Regions from separate parts of the Mus musculus genome. Here region 2 is linked to region 1. A link is a loop called in an ENCODE intact Hi-C map of the cell type or tissue named here. Cell type or tissue: heart. All regions are shown on one strand.

What was found. Hi-C counts contacts between places; a loop is a spot of excess contacts. Peaks named below come from ENCODE experiments on the same cell type or tissue, not always from the same donor. Only the 100,000 strongest peaks of a DNase experiment are listed, where the experiment ranks them.
Region 2: it touches region 1 in a loop (2.7-fold over the local background); 2 of 42 quality-filtered maps call a loop at or near these places.

The regions. Positions count from the first base shown.
Region 1 is chr16:4,687,400-4,692,399 of GRCm38, forward strand. It overlaps Dnaja3 (DnaJ heat shock protein family (Hsp40) member A3), which reads left to right. Exons shown (of 11, transcript NM_001135112.1): 3 at 2,582-2,665. Among named protein-coding and RNA genes, the nearest start is that of Dnaja3, 5.8 kb to the left of the region's middle. In heart, CTCF peaks have their summits at 2,113 (motif pointing right) and 3,390 (motif pointing right); no DNase peak of the experiment used is centred here.
Region 2 is chr16:4,753,852-4,758,851 of GRCm38, forward strand. The region is part of intron 1 of Hmox2 (heme oxygenase 2); the gene reads left to right. Among named protein-coding and RNA genes, the nearest start is that of Hmox2, 30 kb to the left of the region's middle. In heart, a CTCF peak has its summit at 2,971; no DNase peak of the experiment used is centred here; H3K4me3 peaks cover 1,496 bases; H3K27ac peaks cover 1,058 bases.

The DNA.
Region 1 (5,000 bases):
GACTGTAGAAAGATTGCTGGTCTGGTCACTGTGTGTGTATGTGTGTGTATGTTTTGCTTTAATTTTTGTTGGTTTTTTTTTTTTTTTTGTTTTTGCTTTTCGAGACAGGGTTTCTCTGTGTAGCCTTGGCTGTCCTGGAATTCATTCTGTAGACCAGGCTGGCCTGGAACTCAGAAATCTGCCTGCCTCTGCCTCCCGAGTGCTGGGATTAAAGGCATGTGCCACCATGCCTGGCTTTTGTTTTAGTTTTTAAATTTGTGCATCTGTGGAATATGCACATGACTGCAGATGTTCACAGAGGACAGGGGTAAGGGATCCCCTTGGGACTATAGTTACAGGCAGCTGTGAACCATCTAACATGGCTGAGAATTGAGTTCAGGTCTTTTGGGAAAGGGGTATGTGCTCTTAGCCACTGAGCCATCTCTTCAACCCAGCTTGGTGCTGATGTTGTCTGGTCCTTACTGCCTTGATGTATAGCCTGCTAAGGCAGGTCACAAGCAGCCGAGCCTATGGAATGATCTGGGAAAGATGGAGTTTGGGGTGCCTTTGGTGGGCAATGAATGTGATATCAATCTGTTAACGTTTTAAGAAAGAAGAGAAGAGGCAGGTAAGATGGCCCAGTGGGTAAAGGCATTTGACATCAAGCCTAGTGACCTGAGTTCAATTCCTCCAAAACCATTTAAAGTCAGGAGAGAACTGATTTCACACGTACACCATGCTGTCCACACAATTATGACATATATAAATAAATAGAAATTATATAGGTAAACATCATTACTCTTTTTTTTAAAGCAGTTTTATCATTATGTATTTTATATATAGGGGTACACTGTAGCTGACTTCAGACACACCAGAAGAGGGCATCAGATCCCATTATGGATGTTTTTGAGCCACCACGTAGCTGCTGGGAATTGAACTCAGGAGCTCTGGAAGAGCAGTCAGTGCTCTTACTGCTGAGCCATCTCTCCAGCTCCTCATAATTCTTTCTTAATTCTTAATTTCTTTATTTTTTATAGCAGTAACTGTCATACGTTTATTACGTAATTCTTCAAAACCTTGCACAGCAGGCAAGCCAGGTGTGGTTGTGCTGCCTTTTTATCCCAGTACTGGGAGACAGAGGCAAGCGAAGCTCTGTGAGTTTAAGGCCAGTTTGTCTCAAAACCAAACCAAACCAAAACAAAAAACCATACTAGTCTACAGAGCTCATTCTAGGACAGCCAGGGCTACATAAACCCTGACTTGTAAAACCAAACCAACCAACCAACCAAAATTGTGCAGGTTATTTGCTTCCCTGTTGCATAGGTTCAGAGCACCAGGATGCTAAAGGGCTAGTCAAGTATTTACTTATTACTTTTTTAAAAAAAGATTTATTTATTTATTTTTATTTATTTATTTTTTTAAAGATTTATTTATTTATTATATGTAAGTACACTGTAGCTGTCTTCAGACACACCAGAAGAGGGAGTCAGATCTCATTACGGATGGTTGTGAGCCACCATGTGGTTGCTGGGATTTGAACTCAGGACCTTTGGAAGAGCAGTCGGGTGCTCTTACCTGCTGAGCCATCTCACCAGCCCTTTATTTATTTTTATATATGTGAGTACACTGTAGCTGTACAGATGGTTGTGAGCCTTCATGTGGTTGTTGGGAATTAAATTTTAGGACCTCTGCTTGCTCCGGCTCAAAGATTTATTTATTACTATACATAAGTACACTGTAGACACACCAGAAGAGGGTGTCAGATCTCATTACAGGTAACCACCATGTGGTTGCTGGGATTTGAACTCAGGACCTTCGGAAGAGCAGTCAGTGGTCTTACCTGCTGAGCCATCTCACCAGACCCTACTTATTACTTTTAACATATATTTATTTTTGGTTTGTGTGCATGCATGTTTGTCTCATGTACATATACTGCATGCATTCTTGGTGCCTTCAGAGATCAGAAAAGGACATCAAATCCCCAGGAACTGGAGTTTTAGAGTTGTGATCTAACACATCAGAGCTGGGAACTGAATCCAGGTCCTCTGCAAGAGTAGTAAATGCTTTGTTTCCTAAAGATTGTTTTATTTATTATGTATGGAGTGTTCTGCCTGCATGTGTACATGCTTGCCAGAAGATGGCACCAGATCTCATTACAGATGGTTGTGAGTCACCCTGTGGTTGCTGGGAATTGAACTCAGGACCTCTGGGAGAGTAGCCAGTGCTCTTAACTGCTGAGTCATCTCTCTGGCCCCTAAGACATCTGTGAAGGAATGATTTATTTTCAAATTTTAAATCTTGCTTTAAGAATTTGTTGCTGTCTTGGCCGGGCGTGGTGGCGCACGCCTTTAATCCCAGCACTTGGGAGGCAGAGGCAGGTGGATTTCTGAGTTCGAGGCCAGCCTGGTCTATAGAGTGAGTTCCAGGACAGCCAGAGCTATACAGAGAAACCCTGTCTCGAAAAACCAAAAAAAAAAAAAAAAAATTTTTGTTGCTATCTTAAGAGAGACAGCTGTTATAAAGAGACATAATTGTAGCAAGTATTTGGGTTCTGTTTTAGTGACTATCCATATCTATAGTAATTTACTTTTTTTCCCCTTAGCTTGCCAAGAAATATCATCCAGACACAAATAAGGATGATCCCAAAGCCAAGGAGAAGTTTTCCCAGCTGGCAGAAGCTTATGAGGTAATGTGACTTGTGGGTTCATTCACTGGCCATTCAGCTCTGTGCACACATCAGAGTCTGCACTGCACAAGATAGCTTGGCATATCATACAGTCCAGGGTGGTGCTGTGTCCCTGCTAGTTCTGCTAACTTAGACTCTAAATGAAGAAAACAGGCTGGTGCGATCTATCTGCTGCCAAGCCTGATGACAAGTTCAATCCTCAGCAACTTCCATAAATCGTCCTCTGACCCCTGCTGAGTTCCATAGCATTTGAACACTCACATATGTACACAAAAGGAATAGGTGTAATTTTTAAAAAAGAAAAGAGACCCGAAGTGGTGGCATATATGTAATTTAGCACTGGTGAGGCTGAGGGCAAGAGAATTTCTGTAAGTTTAAGGCTAAGCAGGGCTATATAGTCTGCCTTCATACAAAACAAAACAAGAGCAAGGTTCATCTGATCAATAAATATACTCAGGTAATTCATATTGATAGCTGATCTCGGGAAATCCCAGTTAGACTGATCAAATCAGTCCTTATTTGATGACTTAAGTTAGCAATTGTAAAAATAGACCGTAAAGCACATAGGAAGAAACCAAATATCTGTGAGAGAACCATTGACCAGTTACAGAATTATTGGAGAATGACCCTGTGTCTTAGCTAGGGTTTTGTTGTTGTTGTTCTTGTTTCTGTTTTATTTATTTATTTATTTATTTAATGTTATGTTTATGGGTTCACTGTCGCTCTCCTCAGACACTCCAGAAGAGGGCATCAGATCCCATTACAGATGGTTGTGAGCCACCATGTAGTTGCTGAGAATTGACCTTACGACCTCTGGAAGAGCAGTCAGTGCTTTTAACCAGTAAGCCATCTCTGCAGCCCCGTAGTTAGGGTTTTAGTTCTGTGAAGAGAGACCATGGCCACAGCAAGTTTTTTTTCATGGTGCTAGAAGGGTAGCTTTGCGTTCTGCATCTGGATCAGCAGACAGCAGGAAGAGAAAGCAACACTGGGGCTGGCTTCTGAAATCCCAAAACTCACTCTTAGTGACACACTTCCTCCAATAAACCCACACCTTCTAATAGTGTCACTCCCTGTGAGTCTGTGGGGGCCATTTTCATTCAAATTACCATAGCATTCCTCTTGGAGTTGACTATCCCCAATGGGTTCTGCATGTGTTTATGTGTTCAAGGGCCTAGATAGCAACATGTAGAGTCATAGTTCAGTAAGTACGAAGGTTTTATTACCTGTCAGCCATAGCTAATCTGTGCTAGAGCTTTCTCGAGAAGTAGAACCTATAGGATATAGGCAATCAGAGATTTATTAATTGGATCATAAGATCAGCTGCTGAGGGACTGGAGAGATGACTCATTACAATGTTACAAGCATTCTAGAGGACCCAGGTTCAATTCCCAGCACCCAATTGGTAACTTATAACCATCTATACCTCCAGTTTCAAGGGATCCAGTGCCGTCTTCTGGCTTTTTTTTCTCTTTCTGAGACAGGGTTTCTCTGGTGTCCTGGAACTTGCTCTGCAGACCAGGCTGGCCTTGAACTCACAGAGATTCACCAGCCCTTTCCTCTCAGTGCTGGGATTAGTAACATGCACTACACCTGACGATTTTCTGGCTTCCGAGAGCACCAGGTACACAAGTGGTAGACAGACATCAATGCAAGCAAAATACCCATACACATAAAATTATTACTGTTTTTTTTAAAACAGGGTGTCTTTGTACCCCGGATGGCTGGAACTAAGAGATTTGCTTGCCTTTGCCTCCCAAGTGCTAGGATTAAAAATATGAACCACCATGCCAGGCTTATAAAAATTATTTGTGCTGGGCATGGTGGCGCACGCCTTTAATCCCAGCACTCGGGAGGCAGAGGCAGGCGGATTTCTGAGTTTGAGGCCAGCCTGGTCTACAAAGTGAGTTCCAGGACAGCCAGGGCTACACAGAGAAACCCTGTCTTGAAAAACCAAACCAAAAAAAAAAAAAATATATATATATATATATAATTTGTAAAAGAAAGGTGCTGCTCAAGAGCCCATGGTGGCACCTACAGGCTGTAGCATCAGAGCAACTGGCAGCTGCTCAGTCTAAAGCTAGAAGCAGTGGCAGTGGCCCAGTCTGGAGCTGCAGGCCTGTGGGCCCCTGAGAGGGCCTGATGCAAGTGTACATTTGAAAGCTGAAGAAAGGAGCGAGAGAGATGGTTCAGTGCTTAAGAGCACTGTCTGCTCTTCCAGAGGACCTGGATTCAATTCCCAGCAACCACATGGAAGCTTATAACCATCTCTAAGTCCAGTTTTAGAGGATCCAACACCTTCACACAGATACACATACAGGCAAAACACCAAATAAAA
Region 2 (5,000 bases), 66 kb after region 1:
TCTTGCTGTTGTTAAAGCAAGAGGTTAATAGTCATCTGTTCAGTGAACTGTGGAGTTGAACTTCAACAAATCAAATGAGGAAAGAGTGAAATTTATGTAAAAAGAGTGAAACTTGTATTAGATTTCCTGGGGAATGACAGTGTCAGAGTTCAGAGACCTTGGCCCATTTATTATGGAAACTCAGAAACTGTTTATCGAGATAACATGATCTCCATAGGGTGTTGAGAGGCCTCTGTTATCAAATGTCTTGTTGGGTTAGAATTGATTTAGCTCTCTGTTGTCCTAGCACCAAACACAGCTAACAATTAAACTGAGCCAGCCCAAAGAATGCCATTTGGTGTGGGCATTCTTTCCTGCCTTGGGAACATGAAAAGAACATTGCCATTTCTTCACACTGCAATCTGGTATGACGTGTCTAGAATCATATGAATTGGCTGGATTTCTCATACTTCCTTCCTCATTGTTCCACAGTTGTCCAGTTGCTATTTCTTAGTTTTTGTGCTGTTTGGGAAAGGATCTCATGTATCCCATGCTGGCCTTGAACTCTTGTATATCCAACTTTGAACCTCCTGCCTTCACCTCCTACGTGTTGGCTTATGCTACTGTGCCCAGGTTACTAAACCTAGTTGGGGTGAAACCCAGGACTTTCCCAGTTGTTAAATCTTACCAACACTTTCTCAATAAGAGATCAACATTTAAGGCAGCATTACGTTTATTTCATATAATATTTTCATGTAAGGTATCTCATTTCAGTCCTCATAGCATATTTGAGAAGGTAAGTAGTTTTTCTTGGCCTGTTTTATGGATGAGGAAACTCAGCTTTCAGGAAATTATGGCTCATACAGTGCCAAGAGCTACTGAATATGGAGGCTTCATCTCTCAAATCAAAATATTTTTATCCCTAAAGTCCGGGCCTTTTATGCAGGGTCAAGCTGCACCTTCCACTCTTGAAGATGAGCTGGGATTCTAATAATTTTTAGCCATAAGTAGAAGTCCAGAGGTAGCTGCAGTATACTGGCAGGTCTACATAGCATGTCCCTCCAATATCAGGTGAAGTGGCAGCTAACCTAGAAAACAGCTTACATCTTCTCTGTACATCCATTTGCTACATGGAATGCAAAACTGGTCCCTTAGTATTTAGTTAATTCTTTTTGGTTTTGTTTTTTGTTTCTGTGTTTTTGTGGGGGTTTTTTGTTTTGCTTTGTTTTGTTTTGTGTGTGTAGGGGAGGGGTGTTGTTATTGTTTCCTGAGACATGTTTTCTTTTTGTAGCTCTGGATGTCCTGGAACTCCCTCTGTAGATCAGGCTGGCATCAGATCCATCCACCTGCCTCTACCTCCTGAGTGCTGGGATTAAAGACATGTGCCACTACCACCCAGCTTAGTTAATTCTTTTAAAAATTATTTTAAGTACTAGGGGAATTTGGTGTGCTTTGTGTGGGTGAATGTAGGCTTGTTTGGGAATTGGTTCACTTACCAACCCACAATGATTTTCAGGCTCATGATCAAAACAATTTTACCCTGTTTATGTGCAATTCTTACAAACGCTAGGTTTTATTTTCCCCCATCCCTCTTGGCTGTTTTGTATTGTTTTCAAATAGGGTCTTGCTATATAGCTCAAACTGGCTTTGGCGTTTCTGGCAGTCCTCCTGTTGCACTTCTCAAGTGCTGTGATAACAGGCATTCACAAATGCTAGATTTTAAATAGCGCTAAAGAGTCCAAGTTACTCTCTATGCTGCCTTCAGGGACTGGGTTTATTATGTTGGCCATTTCCTGGTTCTGGAAAGGTCTGAAAAGCTCACCCAGGAATGCCTAATACTAATTCCATTTCCTAAGGTTGATAGTGTGAATCATTCCACAATGTATGCATGTTTAAAATCATCACATTGTGTACAATAAATATATATAATTATTTGTCAACTAAAACTTTGAAAGTAAAGAGAAAAAAGAACCGGATCTGAAGTTAAAATCAAATCTTATACTGACCAATTTAGACATGGCACCCAATTGCACACCCAACACATAACTTTCATTTAGCTTGTATTTCCAGTGCATTCTGAGTGCACATTGAGAGTCTAAATAACTTTAAATGTCCCACAGTCTTTACATATTCTTAAAATTTCAATCTCTTTAAAATATCCATCTCTTTTAAAAATCCAAAGTCTTTTTAAATTAAAAGTCTCTTAACTGTGGGCATCACTAAAACAGTTTCTTCCTTCAAGAGGGAAAATATCAGGGCACAGTCACAATCAAAAGCAAAAATCAATCTCCAACCGTCCAATGTCTGGGATCCAACTCACGATCTTCTGGGCTCCTCCAAGGGCTTGGGTCACTTCTCCAGCCATGCCCTTTGTAGCACACGCGTCATCCTTTAGGCTCCAGATGCCTCTACTCCACTGCTGCTGCTGCTCTTGGTGGTCATCTCATGGTACTGGCATCTCCAAAACACTGCATGACCCCTTCAGTCCTAGGCCATCAATTGCAACTGAGGCTGCACTTTCACCAATGGCCTTCCATGGCCTCTCACAGTGCTAAGTCTCAGCTGCTCTGCTCAACTCCTTCATGCCTTCAAAACCAGTACCACCTGGGTGACCCTTACACGTTACCAAGTCCAGCCAGAGCACAAGGTACAACTTTGGCTATATCTGGAACGCAGCCACTGTGCTCTCAGAAAACACTTCCCAGAAGATGTCACCTCAATGATGCTGGTCTCTTCTTAATCACCGCTAATTTCTTAGCTCCAGCTAACCAGCATCAATAGTCCCAGTAATGCAAAGTTTTTGCTTTAGTAGTTCTGGTATCTTGTTAATCACAGCTGATTCTTCAGCCCCAGCTAACCAGAACTACAGAATCTTCACAATCAAAACAGCAATGGCCCTGAAAAGAGTCTTTAATTTTCCCTCTGAAATTTCACAAACCAGACCTCCATCTTCTGCAGGACAGGACAAACTTCCTTTTTCCCTCTCTTCTCAAAATCTTTCAGCGCCTCCTGCAGCCTCTCGACGTCCATGGCGCCGCGCAGTCCCTCGCCGCCGGCGCCTCCCTCGGCCGCCGTCCCGGGGGCCGCGGCGCCCGCCCCCGCCCCCCCCGGACGCCCGCCCCCGCCCTCGCACACACTCCGCCACACGCCGGCGACCGGGGAGGGGGGTCCCGAAGGGAGCCGGGGCGGGGGGAAGCGAGAGACGGAGCGAGACGGACAGAGCGAGAACCTCCCCGAGCCGCTACCACCAGCCCTCCAACATGGCGCCCGGTTAAAATGCAGGTTGGAGGCTATGAGGTGTGCTGATAAACTGAGTCTGAGGGAAATCTTCATCTGCTGGGTAGGAAGCTTCTTGTTTAAGTGGAGGTGGTCACATATAGGGCAAGATGGTGCCAGGTCAATATAGGAGTGAACTCTTGAACTGTAGACAGCCATTTCTTTTTTGTGTTCAGTATAGAATGAATATAAGAAGTCTTTATTATTAGATAGGGAATGAACCGTGATATAGTCCTTAGGTTACATTTCTGCTAGGCAGCAGTGCTCTGAATTACCTGGCCTTGTGAAATTTTTGGAGCTAGTCTCCATGAAGGAGAGTTTCTTTGAATAACGTGTTATTTCAGAAAGTCCTGGTGCCTTTGCAATGATTTACCAGGAACACTGTCTTTGAGGTGGATGTTCTAGATTTGCTGGGTAGATCTGTAGGAATCTCTTGCTGGAAGTCTCTGTGATAGGAACTTGCTGCTTCACTCAAATCAGGTATTAGCATGAAAATCATAGCTGATTGAAAAACAGCTGACTGCATGAGAATATAGAGTAGCAGTCAGTTTTTTAAAGGGGAAGGGTGCACAGAAGTGACCTTTCTGGAACTTGTGATTAGCAGAAGGGCCAAGGACTGACTTTCTTGTTGATTAGTTCAGGAAATATCTTAACTAGTTTGCTTATACCATCCAATTCCTATCTCTGGGTTTCCTTCTTACCCTTTCCTTCCTTGTATTTGTCTCTTTCCCTTTTTTTCTCTCTAATAGGATCATGCTACATAAAAGAAACAGCCAGTCGGCTAAGTTGTTCGACAAAAACTATGACTGAAGAGTTTTCCAAATTTCCTATCAGTATTAGTGTACCTATATACTGATGTAATCCATGCTGGGCAAGAACTGTACCTCTGAGCCACAGCAGCCCTGTATGCTGTTAATGTATAGTTGTAGTCAGTGGTTTGGCTTTTTTAATGTGTGTGTGCATGATCACAGCTTAATCAGCTTGCCATAGCTGTGCTAGCATTCCATTGTTTACTGTCCTTTGAGTAACTTAGTGTCCTTGGCTGTTAGGCTGTGTGATTTATTTTCTTTCTTTATAGTGTGACTATCTATATATTATTATTGAACAGATTGCTATGAGCAATTTTTTAAAAAAAGATTTATTTCTTTATTGTATGTAAGTACACTGTAGCTGTCTTCAGACACCAGAAGAGGGAATCAGGTCTCATGACAGATGGCTGTGAGCCACCATGTGGTTGCTGGGATTTGAACTCAGGACCTCTGAAAGAACAGTCAGTGCTCTTAACCATTGAGCCATAACCATTGAGCCATCTCTCTAGCCCAGCTATGAGCAATTTTAAAGAAGTATATCCTAGAGTAAACATGTCAGCAGGGGATTTGGAAATGTATCTTTTCAGAGATTGGAGATAATTGTTACCTCTTAGTGTTACTCTATATGGTCAGTCCCTTGAGGAATGGTGATTAGGTGACAGGAATGGACACAAGTTGTCTCCCTTAGCAGTAGCCTATGATGGTTGAAAGTGATACTGAGCCTTCCCAGGAAGGGAGCTTTCAGACACCTTAAGGACTCAGTATTCTTTAAAGGGGATAAGTAAATTGTACTTGGAGTTTAGAAACCTTAAAATGATAGACAGAAGGCTATTAGTATTATTTTATTATCTTAAAAATACATATTGTAAACTAGATGTGGTGATACATGTGTGTGATCTAGAAGGCTGAAGCAAGGCTGGAGGATTGAGATTGAAA